2 separate regions of the Homo sapiens genome follow, and region 1 is linked to region 2. A link is an interaction called in ENCODE POLR2A ChIA-PET data of the cell type or tissue named here. Cell type or tissue: IMR-90. All regions are shown on one strand. Links, peaks and the distances in the headings refer to the core of each region. The heading gives the core; the rest is flanking DNA. Region 1 overlaps TANC2 (tetratricopeptide repeat, ankyrin repeat and coiled-coil containing 2). Region 2 overlaps TANC2 (tetratricopeptide repeat, ankyrin repeat and coiled-coil containing 2).

Region 1 (11,612 bases), core at 5,322-7,821, 420 kb after region 2:
ATTACAAAGGAGAAAGTCAAACTGAACCTGTTTGCAGATGACATGATCTTATATGCAAAAAAATTTTAAATTAAAATAAAAAATAAAATAAAACCTAAAGACCCTACCAAAAACTCATAAAATTGATCAACGAATTCAATAAACGAATTCAAACGAATTCAAACAAATATCAGTAGTACTCTATACACAAACAATAAACTAGCTAAAAAAAATCCAGAAGGCAATTCGATTTATAATAGCTACAAAATATAAAATACTTAGAAAGAAATTTAACTGAGGAGTTGAAGACCTCTATAAGAAAAACTACGAAATACTGATGAACAAAATTGAAGAGCATCCAAACAAATGGAAAAATGTCTTATGCTAATGGAAGAAGAGTGTTAAAATGATTACCCCAAACAATCTATAAATTCAATAGAATCCCTACCAAAATACCAATGACATCCTTCACAGAAATAGGAAAAAGAAATCCTAAAATTCGCATGGAATCACAACAGTCTTCAAATAGCCAAAGCAATTCTGAGCAAAAAGAACGAAGTTGGAGAAATCACACTACCAGACTTCAAAAGATACTACAAAGCTGTAATAACCAAAACAGCATGGTACCGACATAAAAACAGACACATAGACCAGTGGAACAGATAGGAGAACCCAGAAATTAATCCATATATCTACAGCCAACTGATTTCTGGCAAAAAACCAATAACATACATTGCAGAAAAATCTCTTCAATAAATGGTGCTGAAAAATGGTGGTAGCAACAACGCATTAGAGGTCCTAGTGGGATTAAAGGATTATTGGAGTCAGGGTACTAAAGGGAGAAAGACTGAAAGACAGCAAGTGGTGGTCAGAGATTGGGATGCATGAAACTGAAATTATGGGGAGGATGCAGCTATTAGTCAAGATCTAGGGTATGACTATGGGAGTGAATGGTTGAGGTAAATTGGAAGACAAATTCATTGAAGGAAATAAATTCAAAGGACTGAAAGATCAAAATGTTGAAAAAATATCTACATGATCAAAATTACCAAGAATTAACATTAGAAATAGTATTGGTAAGGTGGGGAGAACTAATTTTTTTGTTTTTAAGTATAAAGGGGGAATCCTGTGTAATAGAGAATTTTGCTGAACCTTTGTCCCCAGTTCCTGAAAGGTAGTCTCTAAATCCTGGGAATTTCCTGAGTGTCTTTGTTATTCATGGTGAGCTCTGATTATTTATGCTAACAAGATGACTCATGATAGGTCCCTAAATAGTCTGTGGTAATAAAATGATGCAGGATAGGTGCTGGCTATGCTAGAGAACCCAGCCACATAATTAAAGAGTTGAGATTTTGACCCATAGGAGACTGACCAAGGTGGGGCAGGGAGATGAAGACTTACTTCCATCAGCGGCCAATGATTCAATCAGTCATGCTTACACATGAAATGCCACAGAAGATTGTGGACACTGTGTAAACAACGTATGATTTGCTACATGTCTTTGTGCCAGGAGGGTGATGTATCCTGACTCCACAGGGAGAAGACATCAGAAGCTTCACATTTAGGAGTCTCCCGGCCTTATGTGTCTCTTTTTGGATGATGCTGATTTGTATCCTTTATGACACAATTAAGCCATAATCAAACCTACAGTGCTTTCCTGTTCTATCAGTTGTTCTAATGAATTATCAAACGTGAGGGAGTAGCAAGAATCCCTAAATTTTAGCTAGTTGCTCAAAAATGAGGGTGCCTCTGAAATCCCCCAAGTTTGCAGCTAGTGTTTGAAGAGTAGTCTTACGGAGGACTGTGCCCTTAACTTGTGAAGTCTGGCCTAATTCAAGGTAGTCAGTATCAGAAATCATTGTAGGGAATGCCCTACAATGAACCAGGAGATACAGTCAACAACAATAAGAGGTTGTAGGTAATATAGTCAGATGACATGAGATACAAAGCTAGAGACTTTCAGGGAAGAAAGAAGGAGAATAATGTGAAAGCTGCAAATGGGGAATAATAGGTCTAGTGGTCTGAGAGTTATGTTCACAGCAATGCAGAAAAGGAGAAAAGAGGAAGAATTACAGGAACATATCCTTGAGAAGGTGAGGGGGGGTAGGTTCTAATGGACAACTGAAGGAAATGACCTTCAACAGAGAAAAAGACAGTTATTTCATAATAAGATTGGTAAAGATGCAGGTGGTGGGAAGATTATTTCTATTTTCTTAATGAAACAGAAAGCAAGGTCATCAGCTGAGAGAGAAGATGGAATGGAAATACTGACAATGTGAATGCAAGGGAAAGATATAATCATCTAAGCAATGGGAACGTGAAAGAACTAGAGTTAACAAGACAGCTGGGCAGCACTAAACCATGAACTTAAAGTCATTAAGTACTAGCCAAGAATTGAAAGTCAACATAGCTGTTTGCTCGAGCCATATTCACCTACAAGTATACAGGTATAAAACAGATGGAGTTGGTTTTCATCAAGGTTTGGCCAAGCAAGAACAACTCAGGGAGAGAAGTCAAGAGGGTTGAAAGTAGACTCAGAAGAGCAAGTGTAATGACAGGCTTTGGGAACTCAGCTAGTTGGAAAAGGAAATGAGGATATGAGGGTACGATGTAACAGAAAAGGTGGCAAATGAGAAAGTCCCAGTGAGATGAAAGAATTAAGACTCTTGGGTACTAGAAGTAAGCCAGAAAAATAGGAGGTGGTAGGTGGAGAGTAAAATGTCAGAAACTGATAAAGAAATCAGAATCTCTGGGAGTGAGTCCTAGGCATCTATAGTTTTTCAAAGCTCCCCAGTTAATGCAGATGCCCTGAGAGTTTAAAAGCATCTGCACAGGATATGCCACAGAGTTGAATGGCTAAGATAAATCAATGGAGGAGAGGAAGTCAGGAAGCCAGAGTATTGCATGTTAAGTATTCTTTACCCAAAATGCTTTGGGCCAGAAGTGTCTCAGATTTCAAATTTTTTTCAGATTTTGGAATATATGTACCACAGAGCATCCCAAATCTGAAAACCTGAAATCTTCCAATGAACATTTCCTTTGAGTTGTCATGTCAGCACTCAAAAAGTTTCTAATTTTAGAGCATTTCAGATTTTGGATTTTCAGATTACAGATAACCTATATGAAAAGCATCTGTATGGATCCTGAAATCACCAACAACTACATGACTGGAGTAGTGGGAGAGAGCCCAGAAGTCTAGATGCAGCAATAAGAAACAAACAGAACATCTCTGTTCCCAATAGGAGGAGCCACCACTAAAGAACTCTTCAGGGGAAGGAGTGCCCTCAGGAAGAGAGCTCAGTTTCAGGTACAGTAAGGAAATCAAGGTATTGTTTAGAGAAGAGGTTAAAAAGAAACGGTGTTTTACAGGTGACTGACAATAAACTCTAAAAGGCACAGAGGAAAGGTTTCAGAGTCACACAGTGGTGAAAACTGGGGTCAGACAAGAGAGACGAAGGAAAGAGAAGGTTCAAGCCAAACTAGTGGAGGAGAATAAGGCCAGGAAATCTCAGAAAGCAAGCTGCCATTCACTCATTCATTCATTTATTTATTTGAGACAGGGTCTCACTCTGTTGCCCATGCTGGAGTTGCAGTGGTGCTAACACGACTCACTGCAGCCTAGACCCTCCCAGGCTCAAGCTATCCTCCTGCCTCGGCCTCCCATGTAGCTGGGACCACAGGCATGTGCCACCACACCCAGCTAATTTTTAAAATTTTTTGTGGATACAAAGTCTCACTTTGTTGCCCAGACTGGTCCAAACTCCTGGCCTCAAGCAATCCTCCCACCTCAGCCTCCCAATACTAGGATTACTAAAGGCGTGAGCCACCGTGCCCTGCCTTGCCACATTTTTTAAAAGTACAGAAAAGCAAGAGAAGAGAAAGCTCTGTAAATTTAAAAAATGCTTTCCTAAACCCAGCCACACTCTAAAATATTTTTAAAATTTATTTCAAATAAAAATGAGTCCCAGAAAAGTATCAAGGTTAATCTCATACGAAGTTGCTAGTATAAGAAATGAGAGAATAGGAGTAGAATATCCCTACAGACAATGAAGGCATGCCAGAAAGACATGCCCATATAACAGACCAAAACTGTTAACATGCTATTGCAAAATAAGGTAAAAGATCTTTACTTTAAAGAATAAGACCAAAAAAAGAGAAAAAACTGGGGTCAGAAAGGCAGAAACACAGAACTATAAAGACAGGAATTACTGGCAGCATTGGGTTTCTCATGATATAAAAGGGATAAAGTATACCGTGAGATTAAACCTGAAAATCTCAGGGCATATAAGGATGGTAAAACTGCATGTATAGAAGACACTTATAAAGAAAGGAGAATCAGACTTTTCATCTGCACAAAAGGCTTGAAGACAGTGGTATAACGTGTACATGCTGCATGAAAAAAAAGGATTATGATCCATGAATACTATGTCTGGTCAAAATACCTTTCACTAATCAAGATAAAAGACATCTTCATTCAAGTAAGGATTAGGAAATTATGCCATATACATTCTGGGGAAATTATTCCAAAATTTTATTAAATGCTTTGCTGGCATCTATTGAAATCAACATGGGGCTCTTTTTTCCAGTCTCCACAACTCCCACAGTTGCAGCCAGCAGTACAGATATGGCCAAATCCAAGAACAATATCACAGAAGACCAGTCCTGAAAATGGCACAGAAATGGCTTCAAGACATTCAGATTCTAAGGAATGCATAATTCTGCCAACAAGCCCAACAAAAAAGTCCTCGAAAAGATTCAGGCCAACATTTCCAAGGCAATGAGCACCTATACAGAGGCCAAAAAGGTGCTCCTCAAGCCCAAAGTAATCAAATTGGTACTCTTAAAAGGTACCAGCCCTGAACTGGATATCACCCACACCATCCATCCCAGTCTCTTTCCCAGCTGTCCATACTGTCAACATACTAAGCTTTGGCAACCAATGGCCAGTAACGAGGTCAAGGCCAAGGCACAGGACCCATAGAGTCCCCTCTAAAGACCCCAGAATAAAGACTTTTGTCTATCAACTTTTAAGACCAAAGAACTGTATAAAACTTGGACTGCTGTCCACATGGGCAGGCATCTCCCTATGCTATTTTGTATAAATACAATACGAAGCCCCTAACTCTCCCCAAAAAAAGAGAAATAATCATGTAGTTTTTATCTCAGAATGTGTTAATATTATACAATATTTTAATATTTTAATGCCCTTGCCTTCCTGCAATAAACTCTACTTGATCATAGTGTATTACCTTTTAAACACGTGGCTAGATTTATTTTGCTAATACTTTATTTCAAATGTTTGCTTCTCTAGTCATAAGAGTGAACTAATGTTTATAATAGCAAAAAAAGGAAACAATCTTAACATCCATCAGTTGGGAAATAACATAATAAATTATGGTACAGTGTACTATAAAATATTATTCAGCTTTTAAAAATTAGAGTTCCATTTACTGAACTGAAGTGATAGCCATGATATATTGTTAAATGAGTAATACATGTTACTAAGCAATAAATAATATGATCCCTATTTAATTAGAAAAACAAGAAGCCTGTATATTTATGTGTATATGCTTATATATTTTTGAGCAAAGAGAAACACACTGAAAAAATACTCCTTATCAAAGTGTTGGTTAACGTTGGCTACTCCAAGGAATATAACTAGAGAAGGGAGAAACCCGAGGGGAGAGGAAAATATCAACTTTTTCTTTATTGACTCCTAGAGTTTGTTTATTTTAGTGGTTGCAAGCAGATGTATTACTTTTGTAATTTAAAAAAATAGGTAGAATGTTAGGGGATGGGGAGAATATTACTTTTGTAATTAAAAAAAAATAGGTAGAATGTTAGGGGATAGGGGAGAAATACCCCAGCTGCCCATTATAAGTAATGACAATTAACATTTGTTGACAACCAATAAATGCCTACATTTAACATATCCAAAGACAAAAACAATTAAATTATCTAAAGCAAGGAGAAGACTCATTATATGAAGTTATTTTAAAATTCAAAACAATCCAATCTGGAACCAAATTTGCATATAAGTAGTCTTTCCCAAGTGCATTAAGTGAAATGTCTTCAGGATGAACTATTCTTTAGTTTATAACTAGCACAAACTTATCAGTTTATAAAGATCAGGAAAACTAAAGATGAAACTAAGAGAAAATGAGTCAAGTTCATTTAAAGAAAAAGATTCAATAATTATACTAAAGATACACAGATAAGCAGAAATTGACAAAGTGCTACAGAAATAACTGAAGCTTAGGGAAAAATGGGATTGTTATATGTCAAAAATGTTTATGTAGAAACAGAATGCTTGTTCCCTGGGGCTGCAAAGAAATAGCACTTGAACATAAATTTAATTCTCTCAGCAAGGCCATTTTTACTTTCTGCAGAAAGGGTACACTCGCCAACAGTTTTGCCACAAGAGTGCATGGAACAAAGGAGACAGGGTCATTTATAACCTGACGCGTCCACCTTACTGCTGTGTCTGGTTTCCATCGGCTGGAACGGGACCTCACATTCTGTATTTGTCACGATTGGCTAGCGACTTGGAACTTTTTAAAAGAGGCAAAGGCAGAGGAGAACAAAGGAAGGAGGAAGTAACTTGTGGAATGCTAAGAAAGGTAAAAATACTTCCAAATAAGGAAGAGGAACAAGCTACGACCTAATGCTTTCTTGGACCAGTATAAGCATGCCAGGGCAAGTATTTAGGCTAAATTGTGAGAGCTAAGAATATAAAGTACATTAATTTTTTTTATTACAGGTAGTATTTAAGAATGTTAGCACGGATCTTTGAATAAATTTTGCTTCTAAGAGAAGTTACTATTTATTCCTAATTAGACGGGGAGGAAAGTTTCTTTGAAGAGGAACCTCTACTTTATTTTTTACAAGATTCTAAATAGTTAACTGATTATACCACAGAAAAAGGGGCAAAATTTTCCAATATATTATTTTACACTGTAAATAGATAAGTCCCTTTTTTATTAAGTAGGTAGATATCAAAAAAAAAAAAACCAGACAAACCCTCCAAGCAGTCCACCTTGACTGACTGTCACATACAATGTTTCAAAAAAGAAAGATTACAAAAAGCTGTCAACCTGAGGCACTGGCTGGGGGTAGGGGTGTAAGGAGCAAAGTTCAAGTTATTATTCACAAAAAAAGATATTTGTAGAAGTTAAAACTGTTTACATAATCAAACTGAAGAAAAGCTGTCAAGGGGCGCATCTCAAGAAACACTATGATTTGAGATTTTATAGAAAGGATTAAAATTAATTTTTGTCAAGTTAGTAGTGTTCAAAAGAAATAGTCCAAAAAAAATGCATAAAAAGAGTAGGCCCAGCAGTATCTGAGTTTTTCGGTTTACAGTTATTCAAAAACTCTTTCTCTCAGCTTTTATCAAATACTTCACAAAAGAAAATTTAAGGATATGAATAAAATAAATCAGTATCCAAACTACCATGGGTTTCTAAAATGCCTTGCAAGGCTGAAAAGGAAATCAAGACAAGATAACAAAGAAAAGCTGGAGTGACAATGCCAGTAAAAAATTGGGAGGAGCTGGCATATATCAAAAAAGAAAAATTTAGGATACTTTCCACAGGCTAATAAAAATTACCATTTATTAAGTACTAGACATCGTCCTAAGGATTTTCACCAAGATATTTTTCATTTCATCATCATAAAAACCCTGTGAGATAGATTTTTGGCCCCTCATACAATTAGTGACAGAGCAGTAATTCAAACCCATTTTCATGATTCAAAACTCATAAAGTCATATTCTTTCCAATATATACTGGTCTCATCATTGGAATTTCTAAACTTACAACTGAGCAACAGTACTGTCATCCTATAATATAGGAATGTCTGAATAACAGCTTTCAAACAAAGTCTGTCTCTACATTAAAAAAAAAAAAAAATTAAAAAAAAAAGCCCGAAAATGGAAAAGCTGATTCTCTGATCCTGAGGCAGAATATGGGTGTATGTGGTTGGACGGTTATTTATGTGGTTTAATAAGTCTTCATTCCATAGGCCCACTAAAGCTATTTACATTCATTCACACTAATTCACAATCCCAGGGTGCCCTAGAGGATTCCATGGAATTTGAACAGAAATAGAATTACAGAGTACAATAAATATGTATCAAGTTTCTATAACCTATAACCTAACTAGCTGTGCCTTACCAAATTTCAGCAACCACAACTAGAAATTGTGGGATTCCTCCACCCAATGAAAGATTAGGAATAAAGGGCTAAGAAGTGACTACCTTCATTTAGGCAGACAGAATTGCCTGAGATCTGAGATTTGAAGCACATTCTCCAAGCATAAAATGACTAAATCACAATCTCTATATACCCACTCTCGTTTCCAAGTTCAATAACTATAATCTACTTATAAGGCTGGATTAACCAGGGGATTTCCATGGCAGTAAAAAACTGGGGCCATATTTCTTAATGTTGTCAATCTTTATAATCAGCTACGTCATCATATGATAATGCTAGCATGGTATTACAGACAAGGAAATAAGAATGGCTACCTGGTCCAAAGATCATCCATTTGGAATGACAAGTTTTCCACTATTATTGCTTACGTACTTTTCTTTATGAATTTTATGTCTGTAACATTGGCTGATATCTACGAAAAGGAATATATCAATCACTGCCTTTTCATAACACTTTGCCACATAAAGAAAACAGTAAAATCTATCATCATTGGCTTACTGAACTTCAGGGAAGTGGCAAATATTAATAGTATGGTACATATGTTTTTGAACTATATTTTTCCCAGGGGTAGAAAAAATATGTAAGACACAGGATTCTGAATTACAATTTTAGCTTTTAAGGAAGAATATGAAATTTCCATCCCCAAGTCAAAGACAATAGTAGTAAAATTAACAACTTATACATAGTAGTCAATAAATATTTAAATGAATGAATATGTTAATACACTCCATAAAAATACCCCAGTTTTTCCAACATAACTAATCCACCTCAACTTTTAAACTTTACACACAAGGTGTCTGCCTAACAAACTAATATACAAAATCAAGGTTTTTAAAAATATAACAATGATCTTTTATTGCAAAAAATGTATATGAGAAACTGAGATGTGAGCGAAGAAAAACATTCTACTACATGCTGTTCTCCAAACTCCTCTCCACCTTTTAAAGAAAAAAAAAGGAATAGAATCTTGAAACACACTTTGTGAGAGTCTTATTCAGTGTTAGATGTAATAAGGGTGTCATCAGAGAGGTACAACAGGGGCCTGTGAGATAAATCATTACAAAAGCAAAGTGGCCAATCTTCTCAGTAAATAGAAGGAATTATGCCCTGCGAAGCCCTTCAAAAAAGTAGCTGGTATATCTCCAACTCATGATATTCAACGAACACTTAATGGGCACAGGCTATGTAACAGACCAAGGACTGACAAACTTATTCTCTAAAGAGCTAGCTAGTAAATATTTAGGCTTTGCAGGCCGTATGGTCTCGACAGCAACTAGTAGTCAACTCTGCTGCTGCACCCAATACCCAATATGTAAATAAGTGAATATGGCTAAGTTCCAATGGAACTTTCTTTATGGACAATGAAATTTGAATCTCCTTTAATTTTCATATGTCATGAAGTATCATTCCTCCTTTGATATCTTTTCAACTGCTTAAAATTGTAAAAACCATTCTTAGTTTGCAGGTCATACAAAAACAGACAATGGGCTGGATTTGGTCTATGGGCTATAGTTTGGCAACTCTTGCATTGTACAAAGAAAATCATTTGGCTAAAGTTCAGAGAATCTTCTCATCTTCCTCTTGCCACCAGCAAACATAAAAAAGAACAAAATCTGGTTTATCTTTAGGGTTAGTTTTAGTTACAGTCCAGGACTTACTCTGAGTAATATTTTAGATGGTGTGTATATTTCTCTAAACCTACCTCCTGGTGCCTAAAGTTTCCTCTAATTCCACAATAAGAGATGAGGTTTCAAAGGCATAACTGAGATAACGGTCAACAATCCTCACTCAATAAGTAGATAATGAGCACCTACTATGTACTAACTATACTGATGCTGAAAAGATGAAAAGTCACAGTGCCTGCTTAAAAGCTCACACATTAGTGATGAACCAGTCATATTAAATATTTAAAATATGTTACGGCCGGGTATGGTGGCTCATGCCCGTAATCCCAGCACTCTGGGAGGCTGAGACGGGCCGATCATTCGAGGTCAGAAGTTCAAGACCAGGCTGGCCAACATGGCAAAACCCCATCTCTGCTAAAAATATAACAAAATTAGCTGGGCATGGTGGCACATGCCTGTGATCCCAGCTACTCAGGAGGCTGAGGCAGGAGAATCACTTGAACCCAGGAGACAGAAGTTGCAGTGAGTCAAGATGGCCGCCATTACACTCTAGCCTAGGCAACAGAGTGAGACGCCGTGTAAAAAAAAAAAAAAAAATGCGGCAACTACTATATACACCAAGTGCAAGGGGAGAATAGATAGAGAACATCATGCCCAAGCCCACCTGGAGGAGTAAGCAAAACCTTCTTCACTCGGAAGACATTGGGCTAACGCATGATGGCTGTGAAGCAGTTTGCCCAGAGAACAAAGGAGAGGGCAGGAGTAGTCCATGAAAAAAAGAACTTCATAAAGGCATGAAAAGGTAGGAGAATACTACATACTGAAGGAACCACACACAGTTTACTACCGCTAAAGCACTTTGAAGACAGAAGTGGCAGGCAATGAGTCTAAAGAGGAGGCAGGGACCAGATCATTAAGGACCTTAAACGGTTTGCTAAGGAGTTTCCACTTTATCCATTCAGTGATGAGGAGCCAGTGAAAGATTCTGAAGAAAAAAGTGACATGATCAAATGACTATCTAGAAAGATCACTCTGGAAGCAACGCAATGGAAGAAATGTAGGCAAAGTTGACAAAAACACTAAAGGTGTTTCCTCAGCAATTGGATTTTTAAAAAAACACACCAACAAGATCATTTCTATAATGCAACTACTCAGTTTAAATGAGTGACATGAGACTCTCTTAAGTTCTGATAAACAAAGAAAGGAGTTTAAGATGCACTATAAACCATGTAGTGAATAAAGACAGAAATTGATATTACGGGGAAGAAAAGGCATAATAGAACACTAACACAATTATTTTGACTCTTAAATTTAGTAATGCTTACCTTTAACTATTCAAGAGCAAACAAGAGACCGAACATAACAAGATACGTCATGTGTGGCCCACAACAAAAAAACAACTTATATGACATATCCACAAACACAGCTTTCACATAATTTATAAAGATTTTTTAAAATAAACTGACCTAATAAATTTGTTTCCAGAAAAAATTATGGTATTATAGTTACTTTGACCCTTCTAGAAAAAAAAAGGTCCCAGAAAGTTTTTTCACTAATTGCGTAACCTGCTTTAGCCTTCTAAAACTCAGACCCAAAGTTCCTGTTCTCCATCTAATATTACCTTGAATCTTAAATACGCAAAGTAAAATGTCCTCTGAAACAGCGGTCCCCAACCTTTTTGGCAACAGGGACGTTTTTCCAGACAATTTTTCCAGAGGGTAGGGGGGCAGAGATGGTTTGGGGATGAAACTGTTCCACCTCAGATCATCAGGCATTAGATTCTCATAAGGACGGA
Region 2 (11,612 bases), core at 1,842-4,341:
GATGTGGGTCTTGCCATGTTGTCCAGGGTGGTCTTGAACTCCTGGCCTCAAGTGATTCTCCTGCTTTGGTCTCCCAAAGTGCTGGGATTACAGGTGTCAGCCACTGCATCTGGCCCTGTGTTTCCTCAGAGTAAAGTGATTATCTTCCTTTTTCCTCTCAGATGTATAAGGACTGTTCTGCAACTAGTAAAGGGAGAAAAATCTCTAAACACAATGAAAAGTGACAGTTCTGTTTCTGGGAATTTGACTGAACACGGTTCAAAAACCTCCCACAGATGATAAAATTTAATATTACTTAACACTCCCTTGGTGACATGTCAGCTCAATTGATATGGTAGCTGTTTTGCTGATTATCCCATGCTTGCACTGGCCCATGAAAGCTGACTGTTAAATTCTCAGAAATTCTGAAAGCCAGTTGTTTATTAGAAATCAAATAGCAATTAAATAAATTAACATTAAAAACAAAGGTTAAAGAATACTCAAATCTCTCAACTTCCTATTATTTAACTATATCTTACTATTATCTATGCTGTTGAGGTTATTTATATTGATTGTGCATGTCTTGTCTGCATGGTGGGAATATTACATCACAACATGCTACTATGCTTCTCCTCCCCTCTTTGTTTCAGTGATGTCACACTGGTAGCTTGAAATTGGCCATGATGGGAGTATTTACACCCTTGAAACTGGCAAACATTATAAATCAGGGCTTCATTTAGTGCTAAAGCTGAAAGAGGATTCAGTTCAATGAATATAGTTCGTATGTGGACGAGAAGTAGTTTAACAGTAGATCACATATCAGATTTAACGGCAATACAGTTATTGAGAAAAGAGCAAACTGGGATGCAGCTCCATTTGTCAAACTTTCGTTATAAGTTACAACCACAGTTTAGCTAAAAATTTGGCAAAAATCAACAAAAGCTTTCAATTAAGAGTATTATATAGTTCATTATTATTTGTAAGTTGTGTGCAACATATTCTTTTTGTTTGTTTGTTTTTTTTTGAGATGGAGTTCGCTCTTGCTGCCCAGGCTGGAGTACAATGGCATGATCTCAGCTCACTGCAACCTCCACCTCCCGGGTTCAGGCGATTCTCCTGTCTCAGCCTCCCGAGTAGCTGGGATTACAGGTGCCTACTGCCACGCCTGACTAATTTTTGTATTTTTAGTACAGATGGGGTTTCACCACGTTGGCCAGGCTGGTCTCCAACTTCTGACCTCAGGTGATCCACCCGCCTTGGCCTCCCAAAGTGCTGGGATTACAGGCGTGAGCCACCACGCCCAGCCTCTTTTTTTTTTTTTTAATTATTTCAAATTTTATTGTAGATTCAAGGGCAGTGAATGTACAGGTTTGTTTCATGGTGTACTGGATGATGCCGAGGTTTGGGACACAAAAGTTCCCATCACCTGGTAGTGAGGATAACAACAGTTTTTTTCAACCCTTTCCCCTTCCTTTCCCCTCCCAGTAGTCCCCAGTGTCTACTGTTGCCTCTTTATGTCCATAGGTACTCAATGTTTAGCTCCCACTTATCAATGAGAACATGTGGTATTTGGTTTTCTGTTCCTGTGTTAATTCACTTAGGATACTGGCCTTCAGTTGCATCTATGTTGCTGCAAAGGACATGATTTTGTTCTTCTTACGGCTGTGTAGTATTCCACGGCAACACATTCTATCAGTAAAATTTATAATAAACGTATGCACACACAAACACACACCCCTGTTCCACCCCACACCCCTCTTCACAGTTGGTTGTTAAACATTTCCTAGCACACTACCAATTCCCTACATTTGCCACTATTATTGTTATTATCATTAATAAATAAACTGTATAATGTTTAACAGTTTACCAAGCATCCCTTACAACAGCCTTGTATAAAGGAGTTTATTAGCTTCACTTTGCTGATGGGAAACTAAACTTCTAAGAGATAGGTAAATTGTTCAAGGGCTAGAGTTAATGAATAGCGAGGCTGGGACTCAAATCTGGTCCTTCTGAGATTCTAAATGTTATGCTGTTCCTGTGCCACATTATCTAACCATGTGACTACACCTCAATAATTCATCTCTTTGAGCCTTGGTGCCACTGTCTGTTAAACAGGGAGGAAAACATGGAGAATAATTATATCATTTCCACGGTCCTTTCCAACTCGCACCTTTCTATACCTATAATTTGAGGGACTTTGGCATTTGAGTAAAGTGCTTCATGGAGTTTAATCTCCTTATTATTCAGAGCAGCGATCACGAATTCACATTAATTTGGTTGGCAATTTTGTCTTCGTGCAATCTTTTCTCCTGGTTTCCTGGGTCCTTCAATACAGAGCTTGAAAAAACAATCCTATTGCCTACTTCTTACCTCAGTATAACCCATGCTGGCTGCAGCAATGAGGGCCTGTTGGATGGCATGGCTCTTCTTAAATACTCCTTGCTGCTGGCCGGCCATCGTCCAGTCACACTGAATCAAAAACTTGACAACCTCCAGATGACCTCGGAGTGCAGCATGAACCAAAGCACACTGCCCGTTCTTATCCAAATGATCCACCTAAGAGGAGAGGACAGGAGATATGTGTGAACACAGACTTGTGGCTGAGCTCGCAATCTAGTCACATCCGCCACTGCACAAGCCTAGGCTACTAAGAATCATCCTTTCCACTCCTGGAACCAATCTCTGAGCAAATTCAGGAGACTCTGCTCAGCCTAGATTATTACTGAGCTACAACTATGCTAAATGTCCCTCTGGGAAGAACTTCTTTTCCTCAGAAAAGGTCAGACTTTTTTTTTGCATTCCAAGAAAAACAAAAACCAAAACTCTCAGTTTGAGCTTCGTCTTCCTGAGGTAAATTCTTCTTTGTCTCCTCAAATAGTTCATTTTAGACCAAGATTTGAGAAACTGGTAGCTCTGCTGGCATAAAAAAAATTATCTTTGAAATCAAAAAAGGGAAGAAAAACATTATGAAGCTACAATTTTTTGGCCTTCCAAAGAAGCAAAACATCTCACATCATGAATCATTTGACCACCAAACTTTGGCAAAGTCTGCTTCTCTCTTCCAGCAGGAGGGAGGACTCTCAAAGATCTGCCCCAAATGGCTAGAGGCACTTCTGGCTTAGTGCACCAGTAGCAGTCTTCATAATTTCAGTGTTGGTTACAAGTTTAGGCTGAAAGAAGACCCTGATCAAGATTGATTTACCAGAAGGGCCTTCGTTTCAACAGATGAGTAGCCTTTCATTAGATGAGTAGCCTTTTCTGGTAGGTAGGTGGTACTTGTCCTGCGGTAGTTAGATCAGTTGAAAATATAAGTTCTGTTTCTGGCTTTCCTACTGATTTCAGTTCCATCCAGCCATCCACATAGTGAATATTTACTGAATACAGAGTATGTGGCAAAGTACCACTTAGGTGAATAAGACAGTAAATATATAGGTTCTGCTCTCAAGGACTCTCCAACAAGGTAGGGGAGATGTGACCAATGTGACAAGAGCCTGTCCAACAAAGGAGTATACAATAAATTTAAAGGAATGTAAAAGTGAAATAACATTTCAGAGGAAGGAAAGATTAATTCCTGGCTAGAATCAGGAACAGATTCAGACAGAAAGGTCTATCTTGACTGGCTGAGATGGAAAATGATTAATGTATTCTACTTTTTGTAAGAGTAGGGCACATGAAAGGGAAGTTTAAACTCTAAGGCGGAAAAGGTCTTTTGGGACAGAGCATGGATATTTCTGAATGCCAGGCTAAGTGGTCTGAATTGTAACCAATAGGCAGTGAAGTCATTGAGTGTTTTCATGCTCAGAACTGTATTTTCAAAAACTAAGCGAATGGATAAAAGAAACCATGGCTCCTTGGAGAAATGGTTGATTCCAGGACTGGGGTAAGAGATGAGACTAGAACATCTTGTGGTGTCAGAAAGTCTGAAAATGCTCAAAAATTAATAGAGGGAAGTTGAAAGGACACAGGAATCAGTTTGAAGGAGTTCCCAATGGCCAAATCTGGGGCAAGGTGAACAATGAAAATGAATAATAATGGTAATGGATTTCAGGCTATGGAATAAAATAAATATCCATGACTTCATAGCAATATCAATAAATACTTGAATAAATACATGGGGGAGAAGGGATCGCTTTCCCTTTCAGTAACATCTCAATTAATACATGTTGAGGGAATGATGGAAGTAGAAAATCACTGTTAGGCAAACATCAAAGCAATAATTATTGCAGTGGCTGGGCATGGTGGCTCATGCCTGTAATCCCAGCACTTTGGGAGGCCGAGGCGGGTGGATCACCTGAGGTCACGAGTTCGAGACCAGCCTGGCCAACATGGTGAAACCCCATCTCTATTAAAAAATACAAAAATTAGCTGGGTGTGGTGGTGGGTGCCTGTAATCCCAGCTACTCCGGAGGGTGAGGCAGGAGAATCACTTGAACCTGGGAGGCGGAGATTGCAGTGAGCTGAGATCATGCCATTGCACTCCAGCCTGGGCGACAAGAGTGAAACTCCTCTCAAAAAAAAAAAATAATAATAATAATAATAATACTTACTGCAGCAAGAATCACTGATGGATCCTAATATTAGTGGACAAAAGTATGACAAGAACCAGGATGTCTGTCTTTCTAGTCTCAAAAGCATAACCCTAAAAGATATTTCTTAATTACAAAAGGAAAAACAGTAACTTCAGAGCTGAGAAACCTGGAAGACATTACCTTAGATGCCTGTTGGGGGTCAATGTCCTCCTAATTCTGGAGTAGGGATTAAGCTAGAGTGATCAAATGCTCAGAAGAATCCAGCGAAGAAAAAGACTTCTGAAATAATGAAGAACATTATTCCGTATTGGAGGCCTTTTTGGACAGGTATTGTGCGGTGGCCTTGGTATGTACTTTCTTGGACAATGTCGCATCATCACTGATATATGGTCAGTGTGTTGGTGAGCAGGTCTAGGGTAGCCAAGTGACTGAGGTTAACACCACCTGTAATAAGACCTATCAACAGCAGGGACTTCTAGTGCTGCATTTTTATAAGGGTACAGCATTGCTTACGTGGTATTCTTGCCAAAAATATATACACTCAATCTCACAGTGAGAAAACATTAGATAAACTAAAATTGAAAAACATTCTACAGAACAACTGGCTGGTATTCTTCAAAACTGTCAAGCTCATAAAAGATCAACAAAGACTGAGAAACTCTCACAGGTTGGAGGAGACTAAGGAGGCACAACACTAAATGTAATGTGAGATCCTGACCTGGATTCTCTAATGCAAAAATGATCAGTGGGACAGTTGGACAAATTTCAGTAAGGTCTGTAGATTAGTTAATAGTATTATCACCAAATTACTTTCCTGGTTTTGATAATGAGACTACAATTACTTAGGCTGTTAACATTAGGAGAAGCTGAATGGAGGATATATAGAAACTCTATGCATTTTTTTTTGCCTACAAGAGAATTATTTTATTTACTTTTATTATTTTAAATTGACACAATAATTGTACATATTTATGGGGTACAGTGTGATATTTTGATACATGTATGCAATGTGTAATGATCAAATTAGGGTAATTAGCATACCCATCACCTCAAACGTGTATCATTTCTTTGTGTTGGGTCTCTGCACTATTTTTGCAGTATCTTTGAAAGTCTAAAATTACTTCAAAATAAAAGCTCTACAAAAGCTAAGGGGATGGTGTGTAATAGATGAGATGAGAATCTGAAAAACGGGTTTGTTACACAAGAAGACTCCAAGAATAATTCAGGGGGATAGTGGCAGTTGGGGTAGAGACCAAGGAGTAGCTTCTCAAGCTCTTTTGAGGATAACATTGAAAAGTGCTGGCCACTAAATGAATTAGGAAGGGCAAAGGAGGGAAAGATGTCAATGACTCCCTAGTTCTGAGAAAAACGGAGGCTACATTAGCAGACTTTGAAAATCCAGAAAGAGGAGGGTAAAGATGCTGAGTGATTTTAGAAAGCTGGATCTGAGGAACTAACTAGTCAGGGATATGAACATGCCTGCCAAGGAAGCAGTTACAAATGTGAAACTACAGCTCAAAAACACTTTCAGAAATTAGCAATTTGGGGTTAAGAGTCACCAAAATGTAGGTAGGAGAACTAGAACCCAGTCGGGTTTGACGCCAAAGCCTATGACTTTAATGCTGAAGCCATGGCGAGTATGAGGACGGAAGGAAGACCAGAGGATCTCAGTGAACAGTTCTATCAGAAGAAGAAGAGAGGGGCAGCCAGAGAAGTGGGAAATGACATTAAAAGTTTACTACTGGCCGAGCACGGTGGCTCACGCCTGTAATCCCAGCACTTTGGGAGGCCAAGGTGGGTGGATCACCTGAGGTCAGGAGTTCAAGACCAGCCTGGCCAACATGGTGAAACCCCATCTCTACTAAAAATACAAAAATTAGCCAGGCGTGGTGGTGTGCGCCTGTAGTCCCAGCTACTTGGGAGGCTGAGGCAGGGGAATTGCTTGAACCCAGGAGGCAGAGGCTGCAGTGAGCCAAGAATGGTGCCACTGCACTCCAGCCTAGGCAACAGAGCCAGGCTCTGTTTAAAAAAAAAAAAAAAAAAAGGTTTATTATTGCTAATACTATGGAGGGGCTCAGAGATGTGAGGAATAAGACAAAGCTGCTTTATTTGGTGAATGGCAGTCATTAGTGACTTTTAAAAGAGCAGCTTGGTAGAATGTAGGGAGGTTGGGTTATTTTCTTTTTTACAGATACTATTTATTAGGCACTATATAAGATTAAAAGAGACTTTAACACCTCTTTTAAAAAAAGGCTTTATCTCTTTCAATGCTTACACTGACTCTTTTAACACCCTTTTTATAGATGAAAAGTGCGATTGAGAGAGGTTAAGTGACTTGTTCAAGCCCTTGTATAAATTAAGTATGGACACAGGATTTAACCCAGTTGTGTCTGATCCTAAAGCTTATCATTTTAATGAGTTGCCTCCTCTCTCATTCATGGAAGCCAGAATGCAAGTGGTTAAGGAGTAATAAAGAGGTGAATGTAGCCAGTATAGAGGACTCTTAGGACAGGTTTGGCAGAGGTGAAAGGGAAGAGATGGGATGTTGCTTCTGGTTAGCAAGGGAGAGGAACATTTCTTTTTTAGGTTAGGTAGGTTTCTACATTCATAGGTTTGTAGAAACTGAGAAAAAAGGTAGTGTGAATTTAGAAAAAGAATGAAATAACGTGAGAGAATGAGCAACACCGTGGGTTAAGAGTGTAGAGGAGGAGACAATTGCTCTGGAAAGGAAGGTAAGTACTTCCTTCTCTAAGGCAAAGTAGAGGTGAGCGTACGTAAGAACTGATAAGAGTTTTGAGATACAGGCACCTTGAGATGAGCTCGATCACAGTGATGAAGGGCAGAAGAGGCGTGATAGGATCTTGAAAGAAGTACATATGAGTTACATTTCTGCTCTGGGGAAAACAATGAAAGATGAAGAAAAGGATGGCTTGGCAGTGTAAGGGCTGAACAGCAGGAAAGACCCAGCTAAGATCAGAATATGAAGTGACAGCAATAGTAAGAAGGGCTGGCTGCCGTGGCTCATGCTTGTAATCCTAGCGCTTTGGGAGGCCACAGTGGGAGGATCTCTTGATCCAACGAGTTTTAGCAAACCTCCGAGCAATATAGCAAGACCCTGCCTCTACAAAATAGGAAAAAAATAAAGCTGAGTGTGGTGGCACATACCTATACTCCTGGCTACTGGGGAGGCTGAAGACTGCAGTGAGCTACAATCATGCCACTGCACTCTGGCCTAGGCAACAGAACAAGACTTTGTCTCTAAAAAGAAAACGAAAATAGTAACGAGGCCCAGTTATCATTGTTCCTAGAGGTGTCCATTCAAATGAATGGGATGTCACAGGTGCACAATCACTGTGCTACAGTAAACTTCTAAGGCTCTGAGATGTCATTGAGAGGCCTACGTCTCAGTTCCCAAAGGAGTGGAGGAGTCCCACTTTCTCCCCTCGTAACAGCACTGAATACCGCAGAATGAAGTCATACTATGACTTGTATTTCACTATGAAACCACTAAAGTCCTCAGTTTGTTTTCAGGACTGAAACAAAATACTATGAGGCCAGACTTTTTTTTCCCAGAGGCCCACATTTGTGAGACCAGCATTTTTCTTTTCACCAATATTGTGAAATCGAGTTTTTATACATAAAGCAAACATATTTTGGAAATATTTTCAGAGAACTGATCAGTACTAACAGAAGCACTTCGAGGTGCCCTTGGTCAGTCTGAGTATAAATAGGGAGAATCATCTTCTCCCCTTATCTCTAGAGTGGTGGTCTTCAAGGACAGGATGAAGGTGTCTGGTCCTGTTCTCATCTCCATGGCTAAGTTTTCTTCTCTACACATGAAAGGCTTAGAGCCTGCAGGTGTCATTTGGTCCAGACCTGCCACTGCAGTCTCCTGGCTTCCTCACTTCTCCTTCCTCTCTTTGTTAAAAAGAGGCTTCTTCTGAGCTCAATAGATCATTTCTGGGTTGTTATGTAGAAACTTTTTGTGGTTACGGATAAATGCAGTTTCCCAAGCACCTCTCAAAGGGTTTAGAACTGTGTGCTCCTGCAGGATGGATGGCAGTGGCCCTGCACATATGCAGAACCAGCACTCTCTCTGATCTCCTCTCCATCATGGTTTGATATACTCTACCCAGACTCATGAAGTAACACTGGAGATAAGAAAGAGTATGCATCGAAAATAAAGAAAAAGGGAAGAAAAGCAGCAGAGCTGGGCAGCCAGTACCTTGGCCCGTTTCTTGCACAGCAGCACCACAATGCTCAGGTACCCTGCTGCTGCAGCATATCCCAGGGGAGTCAGGCCACTTTCAGAAGAGGCATCCACGTTGGCCCCGAACTCCAGCAGCAGGGCTACCATTTCTGTGTAACCAAGATGGGACTGAACACATAGAATTGGAGCATTATTTAAAACCTCTGTCCGGTAATTAATATTGGCACCTCCCAAAATCAGCAGTCGGCTGACCTAGAAATAAACAAACAGAACTAATAATTAGACAAACAGGAGTCACATCCTTTTAGTCATCTTTTATTAAACCATCTAACATTCTACAACAGTGTCTAGTAGCATTTAGTAATTGCTTTATTTTATAATCTCATTTGCTCCTTTTTCTTTTCCTTTGGTAGATAATGTAAAATATCTCCTTTACATAAATGGCATAGTAACTAGAGCAATTGCCTCCTATACTGTAGTGCTGAACATAGTCTCTACGAAGTGAGCTCTTGGTCAGAAAAGCTCCTACCAAGACAAAGGCTACCTGAGATCAATTTACTCTTTGGAACCAGCAGGACCTGATCCCATATGTCAGAGTCAGCTTATAGAAGTTAAGAGGACAATGGAGCTAGTCTCTAATTTATAGAATAAAATTTAACAATTTAAAATATATTAAATTATCAATAAAAGGCTAATAAGAAAGACAAGTCAAAGATCAACTAAATAGCTACTTAATGTCCTTCTAGTTTTATTTTTTCATAGTTAATTCCTTATCATATTTATAATTTCTTTATAAATTTACCTTTATATTTGGAGTGTAGAGATTTCGTAAAGACGCCAGTGCCATGGAAAGACCTTCTGTGCTATAAGAGATCCAGAGACCTTGGAGGATGGAGGATGATACACCAACTTTTTTACTCAAACCCTGAATAAGAAATACAGACAATTAAATTAGTAGCCCAGCAAAAAAAAGTAGCATCAGTGGTGAATTAGTGGCCTCTTTGTTTTTGGTACTAATGAATGAGAGCGGAGTCTCACCCTAACAATGTTCATGCCAAGCAAAGCCTAGGTGGGGGGACAAAGACCAGTCCTGCAGGAACAAGCTAACTGAAACAGTCTCCATCTCTGCAGCCCTTAGCAACACGTCTACTCAACACCTCTCTTTTCTATCTGGATATAATTTATTTTTCCATATCTTTTTTATTAGCCTTCTTCAATAAATCTCTTAAATTCAAGTTACTAAATTACACACTGTGGCAGAAATAATGCAATGTGATCACGGATTTCCATTTCATTTTCTTCCTGAACATTTGGAAAAACTCTATTTCCCAGGCTCCTTTACAGTTAGGTAGGCCATGTGACTGAATTCTGGTGAATAAAATTAGGGCATAAATAATATGTCATGTCCAGGCTTGGCTCCAAAACTTCCTGCATATTTCTCTACACTTTCTATTGTTCCTTTTGATTACAGGCCAGATGTAGAAGATCCAATGGAGAATTCTGAGGCCCAAGGTGATTTTAGAACTACTACACGGAAGGAGCCTGCCCAGACATCTGCACTGTACTGTGATGTAAGGAGAAATAAATCTTTGTTAAGTCATTGAGATTTTGCAGGTTTGTCAATAGCAGCTAGTGTTCTTCACCTTAACTAATATATCCCAAAATGATTACATATGCTTATCCTCAGGAAAAAAACAGCAATACAGGCTTGATTTCCATCCGCAACAAATTTTCTCCTAGTATCACTGGCACAGGTCCCACGACATGTACTAATATTTGTCCTTTTCACATGGGCTTCCCCAGAAGGAAGTTAGAATAATTTGTTCTTCAGATCTCCTGATTGTTAGACACTCTCTGACAATCATCTTACTCTTCTGTCAATATCTGGATCAAATCAGTTAAAGAAGGAAATCCTGAGGGCAGGAAGATATTAACAATGAAATTTGGGTTGTAATAAGAGATATAGGGAGGTACTTCTTTTAAAAACTTAAGCTACTTCTGCTTTCTTTGTCCCTGAAATATAGAATGTTCTTGCCTAGAATACCTACATATACCCAAAATCAGGAAGGTGTGTTTATGCGGCATACTAGGGAAGGGGCATCTACAAAGGAGGAATGTGTCAGTAACTTATGAGTTATAAATTCATCTAACAAGACCTCTAGTCATGGTGGTCAAGGTCTTCCCATAGAGAGTTCAGGGTCTCTAAAGTGGGTTAGGAAAAAACTTCCTGTAGAGGGAATTCTCACACTAGAGGAAAGGCTGAAAGGTGAATAATGCTGTGGGAAGGCTAGATACACGAACGTTTTAAAGGCTTTTCCGACACAGGCACCTTTTTTTTTCTCCCTGTGGGGATATTCTGATGCAACCAAAAATTAAATCATTGAACTTTCCTATTAAAAATTTTATTTTCAGCCAGGTGCAGTGGTACATGTCTGTAATCCCAGCACTTTGGGAGGTGGTGGTGGGAGGATTGCTTGGGCCCAGGAGCTTGAGACCAGGGAAATGTAGGGAGACTACATCTTTACAAAAAAATTAAAATATTAGCCAGGCATGCTGGTGCATGCCTGTGGTCCCAGCTACTTGGGAGGCTGAGGTGGGAGGATCGCTTGAGCCCGGGAGTTTGAGGCTGTGGTGAGCAGTGATCGTGCTACTGCACTCCAGCCTGGGCAACACCGTGAGGCTTTGTCTCAAAAAAACCAAAAAACAACAACCACCAAAAAACAGAAGGAAAAAAGACTTCTACATTTCAGTTTTTGAAATTATAAAAATAATACAAATTTGTTATAAAAATCAAATAAAATAATATGGTATTAAAAATAAACCTCCCATCTCAATCCTAAGAGGTGACTCCTATTAACACATTAGTGTTTATTATTTAACACATTTTCTATATA

Evidence for each region. ChIA-PET counts read pairs that join two places held together with the same protein. Peaks named below come from ENCODE experiments on the same cell type or tissue, not always from the same donor. Only the 100,000 strongest peaks of a DNase experiment are listed, where the experiment ranks them.
Region 1: POLR2A ChIA-PET joins it to region 2 with 5 read pairs; 5 of 35 experiments call an interaction of 5 or more read pairs at or near these places.

Annotation. Positions count from the first base shown.
Region 1 is chr17:62,971,833-62,983,444 of GRCh38, reverse strand. The region is part of intron 1 of TANC2 (tetratricopeptide repeat, ankyrin repeat and coiled-coil containing 2); the gene reads right to left. Among named protein-coding and RNA genes, the nearest start is that of TANC2, 11 kb to the right of the region's middle. In IMR-90, for the core only: no CTCF peak of the experiment used is centred there; no DNase peak of the experiment used is centred there.
Region 2 is chr17:63,386,666-63,398,277 of GRCh38, reverse strand. TANC2 (tetratricopeptide repeat, ankyrin repeat and coiled-coil containing 2) reads right to left here. Exons shown (of 28, transcript NM_001394998.1): 16 at 9,521-9,643; 17 at 8,734-8,970; 18 at 2,350-2,535. LOC105371856 (a long non-coding RNA gene) reads left to right here. Exons shown (of 4, transcript NR_188626.1): 3 at 10,190-10,289. Among named protein-coding and RNA genes, the nearest start is that of CYB561, 54 kb to the left of the region's middle. In IMR-90, for the core only: no CTCF peak of the experiment used is centred there; a DNase peak (open chromatin) is centred at 3,037; H3K27ac peaks cover 310 bases.